Regions from separate parts of the Homo sapiens genome. Here region 2 is linked to region 1. Evidence: read pairs that join two places in POLR2A ChIA-PET (ENCODE). Cell type or tissue: OCI-LY7. All regions are shown on one strand. Links, peaks and the distances in the headings refer to the core of each region. The heading gives the core; the rest is flanking DNA. Region 1 holds the start of PRKAR2B (protein kinase cAMP-dependent type II regulatory subunit beta). Region 2 overlaps CDHR3 (cadherin related family member 3).

The links. Peaks named below come from ENCODE experiments on the same cell type or tissue, not always from the same donor. Only the 100,000 strongest peaks of a DNase experiment are listed, where the experiment ranks them.
Region 2: POLR2A ChIA-PET joins it to region 1 with 21 read pairs; 1 of 35 experiments calls an interaction of 5 or more read pairs at or near these places.

Annotation. Positions count from the first base shown.
Region 1 is chr7:107,043,879-107,060,174 of GRCh38, forward strand. It overlaps PRKAR2B (protein kinase cAMP-dependent type II regulatory subunit beta), which reads left to right and starts at 827. Exons shown (of 11, transcript NM_002736.3): 1 at 827-1,336. The coding sequence starts at 1,030. RefSeq lists silencers at 580-1,139, 926-1,220. In OCI-LY7, for the core only: no CTCF peak of the experiment used is centred there; a DNase peak (open chromatin) is centred at 6,313; H3K4me3 peaks cover 1,594 bases; H3K27ac peaks cover 1,352 bases.
Region 2 is chr7:106,018,638-106,025,712 of GRCh38, forward strand. It overlaps CDHR3 (cadherin related family member 3), which reads left to right. Exons shown (of 19, transcript NM_152750.5): 13 at 1,736-1,907; 14 at 3,561-3,811; 15 at 5,744-5,925. Among named protein-coding and RNA genes, the nearest start is that of CDHR3, 59 kb to the left of the region's middle. In OCI-LY7, for the core only: no CTCF peak of the experiment used is centred there; DNase peaks (open chromatin) are centred at 4,054 and 4,447; H3K4me3 peaks cover 1,699 bases; H3K27ac peaks cover 2,082 bases.

The sequences.
Region 1 (16,296 bases), core at 5,285-7,784:
AGCCTTCTACTTTAAAAGCACACATTAGTAATTCTATTTTTCTTTATACTGAAGTATTTCAATTTTTGGACATACAAGTCAAAAATCATTCAAAGCATAAAGGAAAGTTTCAAAATAATAAGCGCCTCATCCTGCACTATCCTATTTAAAAGAGATCAACTAACTTTGATAGGTGCCTCTCAATAAATGGTGCCTTTGTCTCAATAAATAGTAAATGCGTGGAGTGCACAACGGAATAGCATCAGTAAGACGAAACATAATAAACAGGATGGATCGGGAAAGGCTGGATAAAATGTGGGGAAGAAAAAGAAAGACGTCACAAAGATGGGGTAGCATTTCTTTGTCCAAAAGAGAACCAGTACCACCATAAGACTTTAAACAAAGGACATTAGCAACACTTATCATGCAACTAGATTCTAGAAGGAAAATAAAATGCCACTACTAAGGTGGAGGCTGAAGTTTCAAGACAAATCTCCTGGCACCACCTCTGCGGGGGTTCACCATGGCGAATGACGCCTGGGAAGCGGGGCGAGTGGCCAGCCCGCTCCTGGACGCGCGGACAGGTGGACACGAAGGCGGCCTCGCTGGGCCTCCCTCCGCCTCTCCCGGCCCGGGCGCGCAGCCCTGCGGTGGTCTGACAGGCGGGTGCGCGGCGCCAGCCAGCGGAGGTTGCCATGGTTTCCGGGGGTCACGTGGGCGCGCTCTCCTGCGCCCCCTCCCGCGCACCGCGGCGGGGCGGGGGCGGGGCGCCCGGGCGGGGGAGAGGCGCGGCCGCGGCTGGAGCGGGAGGAGCAGGAGATGCTGCCAGCCCTCCCGGGGCCGCGCTCGCTCAGCCGCCGCCACCACACGGAGCAGACGCGCGCCGGGAGCCGCGGGCCGGGCCAGCCGGGCCGCCGGGGCCCAGTGCGCCGCGCTCGCAGCCGGTAGCGCGCCAGCGCCGTAGGCGCTCGCTCGGCAGCCGCGGGGCCCTAGGCCGTGCCGGGGAGGGGGCGAGGGCGGCGCCCAGGCGCCTGCCGCCCCGGAGGCAGGATGAGCATCGAGATCCCGGCGGGACTGACGGAGCTGCTGCAGGGCTTCACGGTGGAGGTGCTGAGGCACCAGCCCGCGGACCTGCTGGAGTTCGCGCTGCAGCACTTCACCCGCCTGCAGCAGGAGAACGAGCGCAAAGGCACCGCGCGCTTCGGCCATGAGGGCAGGACCTGGGGGGACCTGGGCGCCGCTGCCGGGGGCGGCACCCCCAGCAAGGGGGTCAACTTCGCCGAGGAGCCCATGCAGTCCGACTCCGAGGACGGGGAGGAGGAGGAGGCGGCGCCCGCGGACGCAGGGGCGTTCAATGGTGAGGACCAGACCCCCCACTTCGCGCCCCCGGATCCCCTCGCTGCCCCCCACCGCTCCCCGCTGTGCTCTCGGATCTTGCCGCTTTGCGCACCCACCTCTCCCCGCATTCTCCACCTTTCCCTACCTTCCCATCTCGCCCACCCCCTCAGCATCCATTTCTGTCTCTCCCACTCGCCCACCTTCCTACTCCGCTCTCTGTCATACCCTCTTCCCTTCCTCTAGAGGTGGGAGAGCTGGGATGTTACGCTTCCCTCTTACCCTTTGCCCCCTCTGCCTGGGCCGGTTGGGGTGGGCATCTGCTAGAAAGACAACTTTCGCTGTGGTTGGAGGTATTTCGCTTAGAGGATACCATTGTGCATAAAGAAACTGGCCCGCTTGGCGTCTTCTTTCAGCCCTTGTATTTATTAATGGAATGTCGAAAGAGAAAAGGAGAACCGTGTTTAATATGATTGGCTTTACTGTTGTTAGGACGGTAGATTCGCTAAAAGAAGCATGAAATTGGACTCACTGGGGCAGAACAAAATTTATGGCCAGTAGCTCTGACATTCTTGGAAATAAGAGTTATCTATTATTTTCCAATTTACCAATACCGTGTTGTGTTATTTTTGGACACGTAACAAAGGATTCTATTTAGTCTGAAACCCACGGGGGTCTTTGGAACGAGGAAATGGGTTAATGGTTTGCTTTTTATATAAAAGACATATTGAATGATTTGGTGCTTTATTTTTTTAAAAGTGTATGAGAAAAACACTGTAGGAAGTTCTGAAAGCTTGTTGGTTGTCTTTAGAATGAAAAGCCAGTGAGTAATTGTAAGGATTGTGCCAGACAGTAGAGCTAGAAAGAATGAATGGGAAAGAAAAAGGAATTTTCTCAAATAGCTGCTCCTGGCAAGTCCCACCCCTTCTGCTTACAACCCTCTTTCCCTAACACACCCAGACACACACCCTCATTTACAGCCCCTTGTATTACACAACATGCCCAAATCTCATTTTTATGGCAACCCAAGCTAAAATACCATGGAGTGCAGTGTGCAAGTGTTTTCTCTTTGTGGTGTAAGGCAAACATGCATGCAGCATTGCACCAGCTTTTATTTATTTACACTGCTTGTGGTTTGTGTGTCCGCAGTGTATTTCATAAAATGAAAACATTTAAAAGTGTCATTTCATTTCCTTGTGTATGCTCCTAGGAAGATGTTTCTTTTCTTTGCAGGATTACATGTTGAAATGGATTATAAAATTAGTGTATTTTTAGTTTCTCCAAAAGAATCCCAGAAACCCTGGAAATTAGTGCGCTGTGAAGATAAAAGTGAAGCTTGTTACTTACAATTTTAATTTTGGACTTCTAAATGTTTCCCCAAGAGGATAAACATAGTCTTAATAATTCTTTTTGCACAAGAATCGAATCAAAAGCTTTTCCTACCAGAAACGAGAAAGAGAAAAGAATGCATGTTTTAAATAGGTAAGAAGCAGCAGCCAGTAACGGATGACAGAAAGGGCAGAGATATCTAATACTTCTTTTATGCTCCTGACATGTTCGTGCACACACACAAAGGGGAAAAAAAGGACTCTTTTCCCAGGTTGGAGAAAACTAGGAACTAAGGGGCTTGGTAAAGACCATATATATATATATATTCTGTATGATATGTTGTTAATATAATCAAAATATTTTGTTTGTATAATGCATTTGTTGAAGTACTTTGCATTGATGATTGCATTTTCTCCTTATAACAATATATTGCGCACAGAAAAGATTCCATTTTCATTTTGTAGTGAAGAAATAAGCCGTTAACTTCTGAACAGCAGGGGTCATTTTATATGGCTTTATATTCTCCAAGGCACCTTTGCTGTAAAAATTGCTCAGTGTGACTTAAACAAGTTAAACTTGTTAAACAATTGCACTATTTACTCCCTAGCCTCACCCCCAAGGACTTTAAAACTTTTTGACTGCAACCAAATACAATTTGATCATTATCCAGGAGGCACATACATCTGTATAACAGAAACTTTGGCAATAGTACAGGTACTTCCTTCTGTCAGATGCAGTGCTTTTTGATATTTCCTATTTGAATCAGTTATTTCTCCCTATTTTAAATTGTATTGAGACCTCCAGTTGAAAAACATTTAATTATAGGCTACAAAGTGATTGGCAAGGTTTCTTGTAAAGGGCCGGTTAGTAAGTGTTTTAGACTTAGGGCAACATGTGGTCTTGATCACTTCTTCTTCAGTTTTTTTTTTTAAACACATACACCTTCTGAGGGTTGCGGTTGTACAAAATTAGCTGCAGATCAAGGCCATAGCTTGCCGACCCCTGGTTAGAAGAAAAAAAAAAAAGTCAAAATAGTACCATTGGGGGAAAAAACAGGAGTGATCCTAAAAAGTATGAGCCTATCAGTTTGACATCTATGTCCAGAAATGTGTCTCATTAGAAAAGAACCCCAGATACTGGGCAATTCTGGCATAGTAAAGAATAAGGATTGGAAAACAAGTCTTAATTTACTATGACACAGCACAAGACCTGCTGGGTCAGTAATTCTGAAATTTTCATAGATATCTCAAGGAAGTTTGATTCAGAAATGACCATTACCCTGTACCATTTTTGGAGAGCTTTTTTAAATAGGTTGAGATGGGACATGATATCCTTTTCTTCCCCCTCAGTAGACATCCCACCCAGGTCATTCTGATATCAATAGTTCCATGACTGTACTTTGGAAAACATTAACAGATAGTGATAATACTATATTCTTCTTAACATTTAAAACATAATTGCCGTTAGTTGACAATTGCTGTGTGCTGTCTAAATGCTTTAATTTTTTTGTCTCAGCTTTATGAGAACGATAAGGCCATCACTTGCCCAGTGTTTCACGTGAGCTGCAAAATCAAGATTGGGATACAGGTGGACCTGGCTTCATCCCTGTGCTCTTGACTGCCCGATTCTATCTCCAGATGGGGCTGGGGCTAGCATAACCTGAGTATCCCTTATATGTCAAGCTCTATTTGGGACCCTTAATGTGTTTTATTGTTAAAGCTCTGAAAAATTAACTTGTCCAAGGTCACACATAAAACGAGTAAGTAGGGAAGCCTGATTTCTTACTCTTATGTATCTAACCTTGAAGCCCAGGATGATCAGGGAGTTCTTAAATGGAATTTGTTCTGTGGGCTGACTCACAAGTCAGGTTTTCCTGTTTTTTTTTCTTTTAGTAATGCTGATGGATTTGCATTGTTGGTTCATATCCTCTCTTGTGAATGTCTTTAACGTAAGTGATGGTATTTATGAGAGGTTGGAGTTAAAAGGCAAGTTTTTGACCATGCAACTTGTGCCCATTGACAAACGTAGGACAAACGTAGGGATCAAGCATGTGACCTTGACCTTATAATGTGGTGGTTTAATCAAATAAGCCAGGCACCTGCAGTTAGCTGGAAAAAATGTTGTCTGGCCAGGGGTCGGTGATTTTTGAGGGTCAGGTGGTGTGGCTGTAGGTGGCGCTAGAGCAAACAGTCAGATGGGTGAAGGTCATCTTCTTTCCTACCTTTCCAAAGGATCCCTTCCTCTTCTAATAGCTTTCTTTTCCCTCTCCTATTCTCTTCCAGTCTTATAAATTCTAATTGTTACTTTCCATTTGCTATCAATTCTGGTCGAAAGAGCAAGCTTTAGATGTTAGAATGATAGTGGCTTATGGTGACCCTTTCTAGGGAAACTCTCAAAGGCCAGAAAGAAGCCATAATGGAAACCTCTTGGCATCTACTCTGTCTCCCTCTTCCCCGTCCTAGAGAAAGCAAATACAGTTTGACATGTCATGTCTGAAAGGGTAGCATCCCTAGGCCTTGAATTTCTTAGAAGGTTTACGGTAGGCTATAGCATTGCATCAGTACTAGTTTGGAGTAAAATCTGTGGTAATTCATGATTTTATATAGGCATCATCAAGAGATCTTGTGTTGCCCCATAATTTCTTCAGTGGAATTGCTGAAACAAAAAATGAAGTAAATACCATTCAGATTACTCTGATAAATGGACAAGTGGTCAGAAACAAAATTAACTACACATGGGCACATGCAGAGCAGTCAACCTGGGAGAAAAAATAACTACCGTGATAGAAAATAAAGAGCTGATTTTCTGAGTTATAGAAGAAAAAGATCTAGAGTTCAAAGTAGATACACATACCAAAAATATAGACTCATACCCCATAAGACAAGCATATCAAAAGTAATAAATAGAAATTTACCATGTAATAACTGTGGCTTAATCCTCTTAACTCTGTCCCATGTCCAGTCTTGTTGGAATCTTACCTACCTTTTGGTTTTTACAGTTCAAAGGGAATTTGGAGAATTTACAAAACATCCTTAAGGTCAAGCAAAATATTGTAAAGTTTATATCATTGATATAAAATCTTACAGAGTTATATACTTTTTTTTTTGCAGAATAGCAATTTCATTGTGTTTTATGGAAATGAATCCAGTATTGCACTTCTTGGCGAGGTGAAGCAGGGAATGAGCTTATGTGGCAGTTTTACTTAGGATTTAATGTTATACAGTAATAAAATCCATATCTTTTCAGCTCATAATTTGTAGCTAAGAGCTCCAGGATTTTGTAATTAATGAGACTTTATAGTTTTTGGCTATTAGAGATTTACATGGTGGTTTTAAATCCTCCTGAAATGGATTAAATCATTCATGACAATGGCTAAAATATTGAAGCCATTATTTTAGTTATGAGCATAAAACAATAGTGTCAGAAAAGATAATAAAAATTATTTTGAGTTAGAGATAGTGATTGTGATTTTCAAAGCAGAAGTTAAGAACATTATTCATTTTACTAGTAATAGTAGGTGGATTGCTTTAGGGGTTGAAATTGGGAAACCAAAAAACCCCTTCTCTTACCATCTATTACTTTGGGCTTTGGAAGAAGGGTGGTAGAGGGAGAAAGATAATGAAGTCAGAAGGGAAAGGGGGAGGGAGAGAGCAAGAGAGAAGTAAAACCAGTTGTGAAGGCTTGCTTGAGTAACTTACACTTTGAAGACATACAATGGAAACACCTAAACAGAAATTGAAGCATTAGTACTTTAATTTTTCTATCAAAAACCAAACCATTTAGCTATTATTTTAGATAAGACAGTTACCAGCTTTTTTTTTTTTTTTTTTTTTTTTTTTTTGTGGATGCACATAAATTGATGTGCTGTGTCTGGGTAGAACAGGAGTGAATATTGAATGGTTATTTTATTGTTGCAAATCTCATTCCATGGATTCCAGTAAATTTCCAGCCGTCAAGATTTTGTTAACAGCTATGTTGAAAAACAATTGTGTTTCTTTTTCAGTTGTGCAAATACAAACAGGGGACCTATGAATCCATCAATTTGGGGTTTATTTTTGACCCATTAAGAAAATCGTTTGTCAGTAGTAGTAGTAATAAAGTCCTACAGTGGAGGTTGGGGAATGATGGAATATTTTAAGGTGAGAGATTCAGTGAAGAAGACTGAAGTGACTAACTGCAGGGTCTACTTTAGAAGTGTGGAGAATCACAGAAAGTGCTGAGATCTGGGATGGCCTATTAGAAACAATGTGTGAAACTTGGAAGGTAGGATAGTTCTTATTTTAAGAAAAAAGAAATGATTCGTCTTACATTTACTCTCTTTAGACTTCATTTTTTTCTGTTTTTGTTTGTTTTTTGGTAGAGATGGGTCTTCCTTTCTTGCCCAGGCTGGTCTTGAACTCCTGGCTTCAAGCAGTCCTTTTGCCTCAGCTTCCGAAAGTGTTGGAATTAGAGGCGTGAGCCACTGCTCCCTGCCTAGACTTAAGACACCATCCTTTTGTCAGAGATGGCCTCATAGATAGTATGTATGATCAATTTTGTTAATAGATGGGGCAGGTGAGAGACAGAGAAGTTCCTTATCCAAATTTGGTAGGTTTTGGCCTTATAAATTTGAGTTTGTTCATACAACTGTTGCCAACATTTTGTGCGCTATTTATATTAACTTACATCATATGAATTTTTTCTGTCTTCCATCAAGTTGATTGATAAGGTTTAAAAGGATGGGCTAAAGAAAAGTACTTTTGTCTTCAGAATTTCCAGGTTTTTTTGTTCTTTGATTCTTTTTCAATGAAGTGAAATCTAATATTAGACTATATTTTCCTATCACTTGCTTAAGAAGAGACAATGGAAAAGAAACAAGAATGCAGTGATTTTTCTGAATTGAATGAATTGTTACTGTGTTCTTGATCCTGTTCTTGTCCTTCCTGTCTTATCTATATCATCTAGTTGTGGTTGGGACAGTCACAAAATCCTACTCTAAAAACCTCACTATGATGCTTATCATTATTTTATGAGAGCGAATTTTGTGCTTCACAAATTCAAAATGACTCAGACGGTTTCATTATGTAATTTTATGGAAAGAATTTGAGCTAAAATTTTCAGGTCATGGCTTACATGACAACAAAACAATCAAATAAGAAAATCAGAACTATAAACAGTTGGTGTAACATTTATAAATGTTTCAGCAATAGGCTCTGCCATGTGTAGCTTAATATGTTTGGAAACTAAAAAAAAAAGTCTTTCCAGTTGCTGCTGTTTAAAAATGTTTCTTAATTAAAAAAAAGACAAAAGGTCAAAATGTAAACACATGTTCCACATAAAAGTGAAGCCAAGAAGATATACTGTATACAGTTATTCCTGTATCTGTTTGACTAAGGATGACATTGTTTAATTTACATTAGCTGTTCCAAGACAAAATAGTCCATGGGAGTGATGTTGAGGGGAATTTGGGGGGTAAAAAGAGAAGGAAAAAAGCCGTTTGTTCCATTTGTTCTAATATATTTCAGTTACACCCAAAGAGCATCTTTTTCAAAGGTCATGTTGAATTAAAACATGATTCGGCTGTTTCGTTCTCATTATTATAGAAAACTAATGTCTTTTAAATGGTGTCCTTTTAGGCCGGGCACGGTGGCTCATGTCTATAATTCCCAGCACTCTGGGAGGCCGATGCGGGCGGATCACCTGAGGTCAGGAATAGGACACCAGCCTGGCCAACATGGTGAAACCCCATCTCTACTAAAAATACAAAAATTAGCTGGGCGTGGTGGCGGGCGCCTTAATCCCAGCTGCTTGGGAGGCTGAAGCAGGAGAATCGCTTGAACCCTGGAGACGGAGGTTGCAGTGAGCCGAGATTGCGCCACTGCACTCCAGCTTGGGCAACAGAGGTATACTCTGTCTCAAAAAAATAAATAAATGGTGTCCTTTTTATTTAATACTAGTTATTATTAACATTTTTGACTACTGATGTATCAGATGTGGAACAGTGCTTTACACATTGTCATCTGAACAGATGCTTTACACATATGTGATTTAGTCTTCCCCAGAGTAATTGGTGGAATCAAGGTTTGAACCTGGTAATCTGACTTCAGGGTCTTCCTCTTCAACCACGGTTTATACACTTCATTTCAGTAATTCTTTTAGCAGTAACGTGGTTGAAAATAAGCACATATCAAAAAATAAGCTACCTACTTTTCCCTCTAAAAGTTTGCAGGCTAGCCCTGCATTGATCTCTCCCTTTTACAATTTGCATTCTCTGTCTATTCAACCCAAATTAGCATTTCATGTACCTTAGAAACTCAGTACATTTGTTTATTTTATTTTATTTTGTTTTTGACAGAGTCTTGCTCTGTTGCCCAGGCTGGAGTGCAGTGGTGCCATCTTGGCTCACTGCAGCCTCTGCCTCTGGGTTCAAGTGATTCTCCTGCCTCAGCTTCCTGAGTAGCTGGGATTACAGGTGTGTGCCACCATGTCTGCCTAATTTTTGTATTTTTGGTAGAGACAAGGTTTTTCCATGTTGGCAAGGCTGGTCTGGAACTCCTGGCCTCAAGTGATCCCACCTGCCTCAGCCTCCCAAAATACTGGGATTATAGGCAAGAGCCACCACACCCAGCCTACATTTATTTATTTTAGAAATAATCACCTCATGTACTGAGCTGCTTAATTCTCTAAATTTATTTTATTATATACCTTTATTAGCAAAATATATTTGAGTGTACACCCCAATATATGTTGATAAATTTTATACATGTGACAATATATTGACTTATATGTATGATAAAGCTTCCTACAATATAAATTTTGAAAGGAGAAAGTAAAAAGCAATTCTAAGCAAGTTGTAATTTTCTCCTACATCCCAACATATAGCCTTATACACTGTTTTGGCATACATGAACCCCGTTTTGGAGACTACAGCTGTAAACAATACCACTTAAATTGATACTCTAGTAATATATAAAGTAGCCATGATCAATTTTGGTTCCCTGATTCAAGCTTCTAGATTATAAAGAGTGTGTGTGTGTGTGTGTGTGTGTGTGTGTGTGTGTGTGTGTGTCTTTTTTAAAAGACAGTCACTCGGTAAGTTAATTGACTCAACAGAAGTTGGCAGAATACAGAGGAAAATTCTATCTTATAAAAAGGAAGTAAAACTACGTTACCTGAAGGGGAAAATCCAGGCTTTTTCTTTTAAAACCTGTTTTCCTGTATATACCTTGAATTCCAATTGTATAGTGGTAATGTTTTTGGTGCAACATTTGTGGATGGGACAAAGAGAATCGTATTATAGTTTTCTGGTTAGGAATCAGTAAATTATGGAAATACCAGTCAGAATTAGAAGAAAGTCTAAAGTTTAGAATAGTTGAAAAGAAATGCAATTTCATAGAGTATTTCAGGTTATTTTGTTAGGAGAGAGATCGTTCACTATTTGCTTTCTTGTAACTTTTGAAAAATGTTTAGCATGTGCTTGGATTACCTATTAAATAAGTGTAAAAATACATGAAAGAAAGGCAATTCTTTTGTAAATATGCATTAAGTAGTAAATAAAACACAGTAGGCCGTGTGTGGTGGCTCACAGCCTGTAATCCCAGCACTTTGGGAGGCCGAGGCGGGCGAATCATGAGGTCAGGAAATCGAGACCATCCTGACTAACTTGGTGAAACCCCGTCTCTACTAAAAATACACACAAAAAAATTAGCCTGGCGTGGTGGCAGTTGCCTGTAGTCCCAGCTACTCGGGAGGCTGAGGCAGGAGAATGGCGTGAACCCGAGAGGCAGAGCTTGCAGTGAGCTGAGATCGCAGCACTGCTTGACAGAGTGAGACTCCATCTCAAAACAAAACAAAACAACAAAACAAACAAAAACCACGGTATATAGCGGCACATGACATGATTCTAAATTGATATAGCCAAATATTCTTGTCTTAAGTCATTCTCTTGGTCCTGAATTCTCACTCCCCTCTCCCTGTCTTTCTGCTAAATCTCACTCTTTTCCCAAAGGTTTAGTTTATATTTTACCCTACCAAATATTTTTGCAAGTTTCCCTCCTTGACGTTAATACTATCAATATGGTAGGATGAATATGGCCTCCATCAGTCAACTTTGCAGATGTCAAGGGTCCTCAGTCTAGGTAGGCAAGAATGTGCAGGAATATACCCTCTCTTTCTAAGTCTTTCCTGTATGTGTTGTGCTTTGCTCACAGTAGGTGTGCAAATGTTTTTTAAAATATTGAACACTGTCTAATGGTAAATGTGTATGAATGTAAAATGATTGAAAACTTCTTAGGCATGTAAATATTTTAAATAGACTTTTTTTTATTATACTTTAAGTTTTAGGGTACATGTACACAACGTGCAGGTTTGTTACATATGTATACATGTGCCATGTTGGTGTGCTACACCCATTAACTCTTCATTTAACATTAGGTATATCTCCTAATGCCATCCCTCCCCCATCCCCCAACCCCACAACAGGCCCCAGTGTGTGATGTTCCCCTTCCTGTGTCCATGTGTTCTCATTGTTCATTTCCCACCTATGAGTGAGAACATGCGGTGTTTGGTTTTTTGTCCTTGTGATAGTTTGCTGAGAATGATGGTTTCCAGCTTCATCCATGTCCCTGCAAAGGACATGAACTGATCCTTTTTTATGGCTGCATAGTATTCCATGGTGTATATGTGCCACATTTTCTTAATCCAGTCTATCATTGTTGGACATTTGGGTTGGTTCCAAGTCTTTGCTATTGTGAATAATGCCACAATAAATACATGTGTGCATGTGTCTTTATAGCAGTGTGTTTTATAATCCTTTGGGTATATACCCAGTAATGGGATGGCTGGGTCAAATGGTATTTCTAGTTCTAGATCCCTGAGGAATCTCCACACTGACTTCCACAATGGTTGAACTAGCTTACAGTCCCACCAACAGTGTAAAAGTGTTCCTATTTCTCCACATCCTCTCCAGCACCTGTTGTTTCCTGACTTTTTAATGATCGCCATTCTAACTGGTGTGAGATGGTATCTCATTGTGGTTTTGATTTGCATTTCTCTGATGGCCAGTGATGATGAGCATTTTTTCATGTGTCTTTTGGCTGCATAAATGTCTTCTTTTGAGAAGTGTCTGTTTATATCCTTTGCCCCCTTTTTGATGGGGTTGGTTGATTTTTTCTTGTAAATTTGTTTGAGTTCATTGTAGATTCTGGATATTAGCCCTTTGTCAGATGAGTAGATTGCAAAAATTTTCTCCCATTCTGTAGGTTGCCTGTTCACTCTGATGGTAGTTTCTCTTTTGCTGTGCAGAAGCTCTTTAGTTTAATTACATCTCATTTGTCAATTTTGGCTTTTGTTGCCACTGCTTTTGGTGTTTTAGACATGAAGTCCTTGCCCATGCCTATGTCCTGAATGGTATTGCCTAGGTTTTCTTCTAGGGTTTTTATGGTTTTAGGTCTAACATTTAAGTCTTTAATCCATCTTGAATTAATTTTTGTATAAGGTGTAAGGAAGGGATCCAGTTTCAGCTTCCTACATATGGCTAGCCAGTTTTTCCAGCACCATTTATTAAATAGGGAATCCTTTCCCCATTGCTTGTTTTTGTCAGGTTTGTCAAAGATCAGATAGTTGTAGATATGCGGCATTGTTTCTGAGGGCTCTGTTCTGTTCCATTGGTCTGTATCTCTGTTGTGGTACCAGTACCATGCTGTTTTGGTTACCATAGCCTTGTAGTATAGTTTGAAGTCAGGTAGCATGATGCCTCCAGCTTTGTTCTTTTGGCTTAGGATTGACTTGGCAATTTGGGCTCTTTTTTGGTTCCATATGAACTTTAAAGTAGTTGTTTCGAATTCTGTGAAGAAGGTCATTGGTAGCTTGATGGGGATGGCATTGAATCTATAAATTACCTTGGGCAGTATGGCCATTTTCACGATATTGATTCTTCCTATCCATGAGCATGGAATGTTCTTCCATTTGTTTGTATCCTCTTTTATTTCATTGAGCAGTGGTTTGTAGTTCTCCTTGAAGAGGTCCTTCACATCCCTTGTAAGTTGATTCCTAGGTATTTTATTCTCTTTGAAGCAATTGTGAATGGGAGTTCACTCATGATTTGGCTCTGTGTTTGTCTGTTATTGGTGTAAGAATGCTTGTGATTTTTTCACACTGATTTTGTATCCTGAGACTTTGCTGAAGTTGCCTGTCAGCTTAAGGACATTTTGGGCTGAGACGATGTTAAATAGACTTTTAATAATAGTCTCCTAGTAATGTTTTACATTACTGTATTTTAAGATGTTTCATAAAATATAAAAGCTTTAGCCTATCTTCAGTTCAGTCTCATAGATTTGGACTTCGTTGTATTAAAAATACAACGTGAGGCTTGGGCCTGACATTTGAACACTACAAAATGCACAGAACGCACGTGCACAGGCTTCTTTTGCCTGTAGGATTTCATATTGTAATTGAGGTGACATTCTGGCCCCCCACAAACCACTAATGCTGTATGTCATTGCATCTGCTTATGTGAACTCTGTGCTTAATCTAAAACTGATCTATTGCCCTGAACCTGCTTTGTCCATTTCCATCTTTTTGCGTTTCCTCATCATTCCTGCCACTCTGCAAGGCAAGCTGCCTTCCTCCCTCTGTTGCTTGAATTCTGCTGACCCCTCAAGACCCACTTGCTGTTTGGACTCCTCCAGTTTTTCCTCTAGCTCCAGCACAGACCTGTCTCTTTAAGATTGAAATGGACATATCCACCCGCTTACCAAATACCTTTGCTTGCATGTTCTTCAGCCACCTCCATACAATTTTATCCTAAACTGAATGTGTTCTCTCGTTCCTCAGTTCTTCTCTCCTGTACTGTGATGTCATTCTTTTTTTTTTTTCCCACTCCACTAATTTTCATAAACGTGGTCACTAGAGCTCCTTTTCCTTTGCCTCATACTTTTTAAACCTGGCAATTTGCTTTTATGGAAAAAAGCAAAAATAAACCAGATTGCTTTTAGTTGCCAAAAATTTAAGAGTAATTATGTGAAACATCTGAAATAGTGGAAGCTTTTTTAAGAGTGTGATTTCATTTTGGTATAGACTCTAGATTTGAAGCCTGACTCTGCCATTTATAACTTTTGGGAACTTGAATAAGTTACGTATTTTATGATGAGTGCCTCATTTTCCTCATCTATGAAATGGGAATAAAGATAGTACCTATCTCAGAGGGATGTTTTGAGAATTAAATGAATTAACAGTACCTGGCATACGCTAAGCATTAATGTGTGTTAAAAAAAAACACAACAAAACCAAAAGGAAACAAACAAATACAAGTTTTAGAATTCAATGAGAACACGACAGTTTAAAAAAAATGAAATTTGATTAGAAATATAAGCTAGAGATTGCTCTCAAGCCAGTATAGTAATAGTACTTTTAAAAAGTTATTAATGAAAAATATGAAAGTAAAGTCTTTAAATCTTTTAGTTAAGTGTTTCAAATTTTTAAAAACTTGCAGTTCTTTAAATCTTATGTCCTCCTTTAATTCCATTTGAAATTTGAGGTAAATAGTCCGACTTGGAAAAAAAAGTAAAAAAAAAAAAAAGATGGGATAAAGCTTTGCTTTGTTTTCATACCATCCTTTCCCCTGAGAAACAGTGTTTAACTGATAGAGTAAATAGATGTGTGTGTACACAGTCTCCAAGTTTATGGTCTTAAATTTAAGGTTTAGCAGGTAATTTTTGAACAATTTAGGAACCTGTAGGTAGAAGTATTGAAAATTGTTACTTTATTTAAATGAGGCAGATGCTTGTAGAAAAACAAAACTGTGTGCCTGAAATACAAATTAATTGGCAAACAATTAGTTGGCATTAAATTGACAGCTTGTTGCCCTTTCCTCATGTCATAATATTTATAAAAGTAAGCTCATGGTGGGACAAATTAATACATCTCCAAGTCTTACATTAGTATGTGTTTTTATTCTGAAAACTTATAATTCTGTACTTATTCAACTACAAATTGCTAATAATTTATTTTTAGAAGAAAATAAAGACAATCTTTTGAGATCTTTGTTTTTACATGAAGTTTGTTCATACGTCTTTGATTTTTTTATTTGACTGTTAACAGCAGTTTACCAGCCAAGCAATATTAGGACTTTTGATGCATAATAATTCCTTGAAATACCTTTCTTGTAATTCCTTAAATGGAATCCAAAAGGTATTTTAGTGTTTGAATTTTAACAAAAACCCGTTTGTAAAAAGAATATTTTATGAAAAATATTTTAGGAGCACATTTTACATTAAAGTACATTTTGAACTAATTTGGTTGGGCTGATAGTATCGGAGCATAGTGAGAGATTTTTATCTGCCAAAACTGAGTAGAGCAGAATTTTTTTTCTCTTTTACTTGTTGTGACGTATTTTCAATATAGAGAAAGACACAGATAAATGAGGAACACTCATATAAGCAGTCCTCTAGCTCTGACAGATTTTAACATTTTGGCACCCTTCAAGGTTTTTTATTTTTTTTCCTGGCCACGCACGGTGGCTCACGCCTGTATTCCCAGCCCTTTGGGGGAGACCAAGACGGGCAGATCACCTGAGGTCAGGAGTTCGAGACCACCCTGGCCAACATGATGAAACCCCATCTCTACTAAAAATACAAAAATTAGCCGGATGTAATGGCACATGCCTGTAATCCCAGCTTCTTGGGAGGCTGAGGCAGGAGAATCGCTTGAACCCAGGAGGCCAAGGTTGCAGTGAACTCCAGCGTGGGTGACAGAGTAAGACTCTGTCTCAAAAAAAGAAAAAAAGTTATTTTTTTTTCTTTTAAAATATACCACATGTGCAGTAGGAGGAGGCCCCTCGTGTACTCTCTCCTGTCCCATTCCATCAACTTCTCTCTCCGGAGATAACCACCACCATGATGCATTTAGTGTTTGTGTTTCTGGTATGTGGTTTTGTAGTATTACTACATAGGCATTAGGTTAGAAATTTGTATAAATTTTGCACTTATAAAAGTTTCTTTTATGTAAATTATTATCCATCAACTTGTTTTTGAGAAGGGCATTTGAGATGTTACATTGATTCATGTAGTTCTAGTTCTCTAGTTCATTTATTTTAACATTACTTCTATGTAGTATACCCTTGTATAAATATACACTTTATCCATTCTTTGGTAAATATTTTGGTTGTTCCCAATTTTTTGTTATAGTGCTGTAGTGAATGTGTGTGTGTGTGTGTGTGTGTATGTGTGTTAGGCAAATGTAGTTTTTAAAGATAGTTTTCAGTGTGTGGTCTGGATACCTCTGGGGGACCATTTCCCTCTCTTCCCAGACCTTGCAAGAGTCCATAGGATGAAAATTATAATAATACTTCTAAGATTTTCTTTGCCTTTTTTTCTCTCATGCTCTCAGCGTGATAGCTTACGGTGGAGTTTTCCAGAGGGTATATGATGTATGATATTGCGACAGATTGAATGCAGGAGCAAATACGAGAACCCAGCCATCTTCTATCATACCAGATTTGCAAAAATGTAAAACAAAGTCATTCTAAATTTTACTAAGTTTTGTTTGTTTTGGAAAATATAGTTTTTTTAATCAAAATATGTTATTAGTAACGTGTAAGTTCCTTTAAATTCATATTTTAAGTATTTATCAGTTTTAATTTATAATACAATAAATATCAATGGATATAACCATATA
Region 2 (7,075 bases), core at 2,785-5,284, 1.0 Mb before region 1:
GACAAGGTTCCTCTTGTGGCCCTGTAAATCTTGCTTTGCCTTCACTGAAGGCTGTTGGTGAAATGCACACTTCCTAGAAGTTGAGTGTGGTTTTGGAGTTATGCATTTCCTCCCCAGGAGCAGTTATGCCGTGTTCCTACCCTGCCTCTATGCATACCAGATGGGGTAGATCTTAAAACGATGCTGTGCTGCTATCTTGCTTCCCAACCTTTGAGGCTGAGAATGTTGTTACAGGCAGATTCTGAGTCAGAGGGTCTGGGGCCTGAGATTCTGCATTTCTGACGTGCTTCCAAGTGGGGCGGCGCTGCTGGTCCCCTGCCACACCTCGAGTTGCAGGGACCTAATAGGTCCATGTTGTCAGTGGTTTGGATTATCCAAGGGCAACATGATAGCCACAAAGACCAAACTATTCCCTGGTCCTTCCCATTAGTAAAGTAAAAAAGCGTGAAGGCAAAATGAACTCTCAGTTAGCAGCAGGCAGCCATAGACAAAGATTGGTTCAGAGTCAGGAGACCGAGTTCATTTTTCAACTTTGATCCCAATTTTCCGAGGGAGTCTGAGCAATGCTTATCTCCGTGTCCATATTTCTCTATCTCTTAAACGGAGAGTCACCTGATAACCCCAATGCCTGAATAGTCCGCTTCCTCCGATAACTTGCTTTGAATTAATGGGATGATGTTTTTAATGATGTGCAAGGTTTGGCATTGCTACCCAAGGAAAGTTGGAGATAATTGCAGTGTTTGTTAGGCTGTTTTTTTTTTTTTTTAAAGAAAATGAATGGACTCCACTCTGGGGGCTAACTAGAGTGAACATTTCAATTTATTCCCGGGCTCAGAAATAGCTGAAATCCCAAATTTCAAAGGTAGTATGAATATGACTCAAAATTCATAAGCTTTTTAAAAGGGGTGATGAACTAAACGATCACACAAGTCCCTTTCAGGGCTGACATTCTATGATTCTGTGCTGGCAGGCATCCCAGGCTATATTCCAATTTACCAGGCATAAAAGACAGCGATGAAAGAGAATAGGCTGGCCCCTGCTTATGGCAGGTTAGCTCTAGGGCTTAGTACAGTGCTAATAGCCCAGGTTACAGATGAGATCCCAGCTTAACCAGGCCTGCTTGTTCTGTCCCAGTGAGTCTTAGCCCTGGCTGCATATTAGAATCAGCTAGGGAACATCAATGAGGGCCCTGACCCCCACCCTCCAATCTATTGGTTCTGAAGTGGGCCCAAGAAAGCAGAGCCAGGGCTGAGAACCATTTCTGCATATGCCAGAGTTAAAGAAGTTCCATTTACAAGGGGCAGCAGGCAAGGTGGCACATGGAGACACCGTAAATCCACACCTTCCTGGAAAAACAACTCGGTGTCATCTGCAGGTGAGCCTATGTGTCCAGGTGCATGTGTGTGTGTGTGGGGGGGGGGCAAGGTATACATACACTAAATGTGCACACACACATGCATATGGTGTAGAAGTTAATAGCATAGGATTTGGAGTAGGACAGACCTGAATTCAAATCCCAACTCTGCCATTCACTAGCTGAATGATCTTAGATCAATTACCTAGTCTCTCTAAACTTCCATTTTCTCACCATAAAATGGGAATAATCATGTTAGCTATCTCATGTGAGTTTAAATGAGCTAATTTATGAAAAGTGCTTAGCCTGAAAACTGCCTACACACAGTAAGCACTCAATGAGTTTTAGCTATTGAGAATGACCACCTTCTTGCTACTCTAGGTTACTGTGAACATCCTTGAAGAAAATGATGAAAAGCCAATTTGTACTCCAAACTCTTATTTCCTGGCCCTCCCAGTGGATCTGAAAGTTGGCACAAATATTCAGAATTTCAAGCTGACATGTACCGACCTTGATTCCAGCCCCAGATCTTTCCGTTATTCCATTGGCCCAGGTATAGTACTTGGTGTCGACAATCCTGGCCCTGTCTCTGAGGACCCTGAAGTTGTCTAGGGTAGGGGTCTGTGCTCACACACTGATCTGGGCAAAGTGGGATGGGAGTTGGGAGGGCATTATTTTTTTGAGATAGGGTCTTGCTATGCTGCCTAGGCTAGTTTTGAACCCCTGGGCTCAAGTAATCCTCCTGCTCAGCCTCCCAAGTAGCTGAGACTACAGGCATGCCTCATTGCACCCAGCTTGCTGGGGAAGTATTTGAATGAGGAAAGCAGAGACACAAAATCTAGCAGCCCCTATGCTTCCTGGCACTCCTCTCAGTTTCCCCTTCTTGTCTTACTCCTCCCAGACCCCATACGTGACTGCCCAAAGGCCCAAGAAAAGGGTGAACCCCCCAATTCCTGACTACAGTATGAGTCATAAAGCATATTAGTGTTGTTAGAAAAAATGCAGTCCAACTTTTCGACCACCTCTTTTCCTGAAAGCTGGTAGTGGGGGCAGGGAATCCCAGTCCTCTCTCTGGATAATAATAGATTAAATAGATTAAGTGCGTTTTGAAACGTGTCCTCAGGAATTCTCTTCTGCTCCATTCATCTTCTGTCTTTAAAAATATACCATCGTAGGGAAAAAAGAGCACCCCTCAATGGAAATTAGACCAAAATAGCTCATCTAATGAAGTGCTGGGGCCAGAGATTTAAACCCAAACAAGCAGAACAATTCCACGTGAGAGAGTAAAAATCCATCCCTGCTGCCTGCTGTGCCCTTGGCCGAGCAGGAACTTGAACAGTAGGAAGCCTCTCGAGCTGGCTGTGTCACAAAACCCAGGGGCAGAAACTGCCTCGAGACTGCAGTTGCCGAAGATGGAAACAATCCATACTGAGAGCCCTAAGGCCTTTATGGAGCATTTTGCTGTTAAGGGAGCAAAAATTGCATCATCTCCTGCTCCATTTACTGGTGTTCAGTCGGTAATGAGTCTGGAGCCAGTGGAGGAATGAGCGGGCATGTGCTTGGGCTGGCAGCCTCTCTGCCCCAGGCTCCCTGAGCTGAGCCATGAGCCCCAGCAGAGCTGTGTGTGTGTTTGGGGGTGTGATGGGGTGGGTTCAGGAGGACCTGGGACTGCAATTCCCGCAAAGCCAGGAGGCACCTTCCTTTGGAGGACTCCAGGGACAGCCATAACCAGTGTGACCCACTGGGTCCTGTGAAAAGCATGCAGTGAACTTGGCCTATGGCTAGGGATGTGACCTATTCTACCCTCTTGAAACCCACTCATTTGTTTGAGTGTGAATTACACGTGTTGTTACCAAATAATTGCCGGATGAGAAATCAGAAGGGGCTGCACCAGGGTTACAAAGTCTCTGCTTAATACTCAGCAAGATGGCACCTAGGCTAAGGGTGTTGTACTATTGTCCTTTTCTACTCAGCCTTGTTTGCAGCCACACTGGTTGTGAGCAAGAGTTTCTTTGTACTAATGCCATCTCTGGTGCAGTTAAAGCCTGTAGCATATAACTAATCCAGCTCTGGTGTATCAGAGACACAGTCTACACTTGAGGTGTGGACATTTGAGAAAAAGATTGAATGCAGTTTTCTTCTAAACCTTTATTTCTTACTCTCTTTTCTTCCTTTTACCAACACCCCTGCATCAAATCTCATTTAGGTAACGTCAACAATCATTTCACCTTCTCTCCCAATGCTGGTTCCAATGTCACACGCCTGCTGCTTACATCTCGCTTTGACTATGCTGGTGGGTTTGATAAGATCTGGGACTACAAGCTACTTGTCTACGTAACTGATGACAACTTGATGTCTGACAGGAAGAAAGCGGAGGCTCTTGTTGAGACAGGAACAGTGACACTGAGTATTAAAGTCATTCCCCACCCAACCACTATCATCACCACGACCCCCAGGGTAAGGGCTTTAGGACCTGGAATCCCCAGGCACATTCCCTTGTGAGTTATGTTGATGGACTTCTTTCCCCGGCCTGGAGGTATGTGGGGTGGACTGAAGAGTTGAGGTATTAGGATGTTGCCAAAAATGGCAACCATGGGCTGGACTGGAGTAGCTGCAGGGTGGCAAAAATCTGGTGAGACCTCAGACTCATAACCGCTAACTCAACCACTAACATTTCCTGTTCTGGTAGAGAAGAGTGTGTTGTTTGTGCAGAGACTTGTGAGAGATCAGACCTCAACCATCTGTGTGGCTTGTGGCACAGGAGCTGATTTCCATGGGCATGCTGCCAGTTGCTACCTTCACAACCCCTCTCTGCTTGTTCAGAAGAGTCTTTGCAAGTCAATATCCATGAAATTAGGTTGCTTGCTTACTGCTGGGTGCTCTTTCCCACATCTTTTGAAGAATCACCAGGTACCAATCTGTACCCTACACCCCACCTCCGCTCCAAAAAAATTCATCCAATCTACAAATATCGATTTAATGCCTATAGTGTGCCAGTCACTTTAGCAAACAAGCCAAAAATGATCCCTGCTCTCAGAAAGCTTATTGTATAGGCGAGTGATTCTCTAAGTGCGGTCCCTAGACCATCAGAATCAGCACCACCTGGAAACTGGTTGGAAATGCAAATTCTCAGGCCCAGCCTAGATTATTAAAGTTATAGGTTACCCAACCATGATCATCACCATGACCTCCAGGGAAGGATGCTGGAACCTGGAATCCCCAACTCTATCCCCTAACCTAATGAATCCGAAGCTCTGGAGGTGGGGTCCAGTGAGCTGTGTTTTCAATCAGCCTTTCAGGGAATTCTAATGTGCATTAAAGTCTGAGAGCCACTGATCTAGAGGGGGAGATAGATTACAAACAAGTATTCAAATTGACAAAGTAAATACAGACTGTGGGAAAGGGTAGGAAGAAAATGACCAGGTGCTATCACAGAATTGGCCTGGAGAAGGAAGGGAGAGCCTTGAATCTGACAACAGGATTATCTTCCCTGCCCCTTGGAGGAACTGGCTTGCATCTATGCTGACTCATCTGTCCCCTTTCTTCCTCCTCCTCTTCCTCCTCCTCCTCCTCCTCCTAGTAGAAGCTGCACCCCTGGTCAGCAGCCTGATACCTGCAGCATGCCAGAAGGAAGATAATCAGAACCTTAGAGAACCCACTATGGAGGTGGCCAGCTTCTTCTCAGAGTCTTGCCAGGAGCTGGTTCATGCTTCTCTCTCCCATGCTCGAGTCAATATGACCCCAGTGAATGGAGGCATATGGCAACCCTAGGACTTTCCTTGTGGGAGGAGCTGGTAGGCTCTCCTGAGTGAGGAGTTCCCACCTTTCTTGGGCTCAGAGCATGACCTGATTGTGACATCTCCAATCCTGAAACCTCCGTAACTTGTTTGTTATCTGTCTCCAGCTCTAGGAAGCAGATGCTGAACTTGAGGCTTTGCTGTGATATCAGCCCACTGCTCTGGCAGTGGCAGCTTGTAGTTGAGAAAACACTGAAAAGCCTACAAGGCATTTAAAAAAACAACTTTCGTGGCTTATGCTGTCTCGGTGAGAGACAATGGCTATATTCGTCCCTGGGTTATGCCCAGATATGGCAGAAAAAAAGCCAATGGAGTTTTTTTTAGCTTTGGGGAAGGGGAAGACAGAGAATAAAATAAGGCCTAGAGTTGTTTTTCAGTTCCCTAAAATTTCTGGGTTTTGATCTAATGGATGTCTGCAAAGACTATAAATAAGGTGATGGGTTGAAGCAGCAAGAACTGTGAGCACACAGATGTCCAACTTATAGAGCAATAACAATAACAAAGAGTGGAATAAACACTCAACACGAGAGAGTGCTGAATGTCAAAATCACTACCACCCTCTACTCACCCTCCCTGCTCTCTGTTGTTCAAGCCCAGGGTCACCTATCAGGTCCTGAGGAAAAACGTTTACTCTCCATCTGCATGGTACGTGCCGTTTGTCATCACTTTGGGCTCCATATTGCTTCTGGGTCTCCTCGTGTACCTGGTCGTCCTATTGGCCAAAGCCATCCACAGACACTGCCCCTGCAAGACTGGGAAGAACAAGGAACCTCTGTAAGTTGCCAGTGGGCTGGGCCCTCTTCCCCACCTCCTTTAGGACACTGTTTCTGGTGACATCAGGAGAAGGAAAAATGGAGAATCAGGATTTCTCTACAAGGCAGGTTGCCTGGAGTGAAGGCAGGAAAAGGAGATACGGGGGAAGGAATCCCAGCTCCCCTCGGTCCTGGTGCACTTTCTTTGTCACCTGCTAGGCCAGGAAACCATCCTTTTGGCTTTCCCTGGCAACCTACTCTGTCCTTGAGGCTCTTAATAAGACTGGGGCATCAACCTTCTGATGACCTTGCCCTGGATAAAATCTTCAGCAAAGCCCTGTTGTAAATAGCGATAGAATATGCCGTGCTCTTATTTGTAGAATATTTAAAGGATAGTATGGAATTAAGGCAAGCACACAAAACCAATAAGGGAATTAAGCTTTTGTCTCCAGTGACTCAGCCGGGTTTTTGTGTGACCAAATAATTCTTGGTGTTTTGCTTGTGGTCTCAGTCTCTCACTCTTAAGGGTTGTAAACGCAGGCCTGTTTTCTCTTTTTCCAGTTTTCAGCTGCCCACTAATATGCCTCTTATTGTGCCAATCTGTGATGTGTCTTTTACTGGCTAAAGTGAGGTAGTAGAGTGACGTGAAGAGAGCACCAAAGAATCACAAACTTCTCCCAGAGCCAAGCTCCTTGATTCTCAGTAGCTCTTACAACTTACAGCTTAGATGGTTCTGAGCCTGAGTTTTGGAGTTAGATGGGCCTGAGCTCAAGTCTTAGCTCTACCATTTTCTTGGAATATGGCTTTGAGCAAGTGACCACCTCTGTGAACTTGAATTTTCTTATTTGTAAAATTAATCAACTAAATGAACAAATGTAAACAAGGCACTTAACTGTATTCCTGATATAGAGTAAATGCTTAGTACACTACCCAGCCAGTTTTTACAAATCTTGTTTCATTATTCTTCACAGATGAGTCCCAATGAGTTCAGGATTCTAGATTCCAAGTTTAGCTCTATGCCCAAGTATCTTGAGGTGTTGGAACCTCTGAGTTCTAGGATCTCTCAATGGCAAAAAGAGGGGGTGATAAGACATGTGTGCCTTTTACGGGTATTTTAAATATTAAATATTAACTGTCAAATAAGAAAATCTATGGATGAAAGACTGTATAAA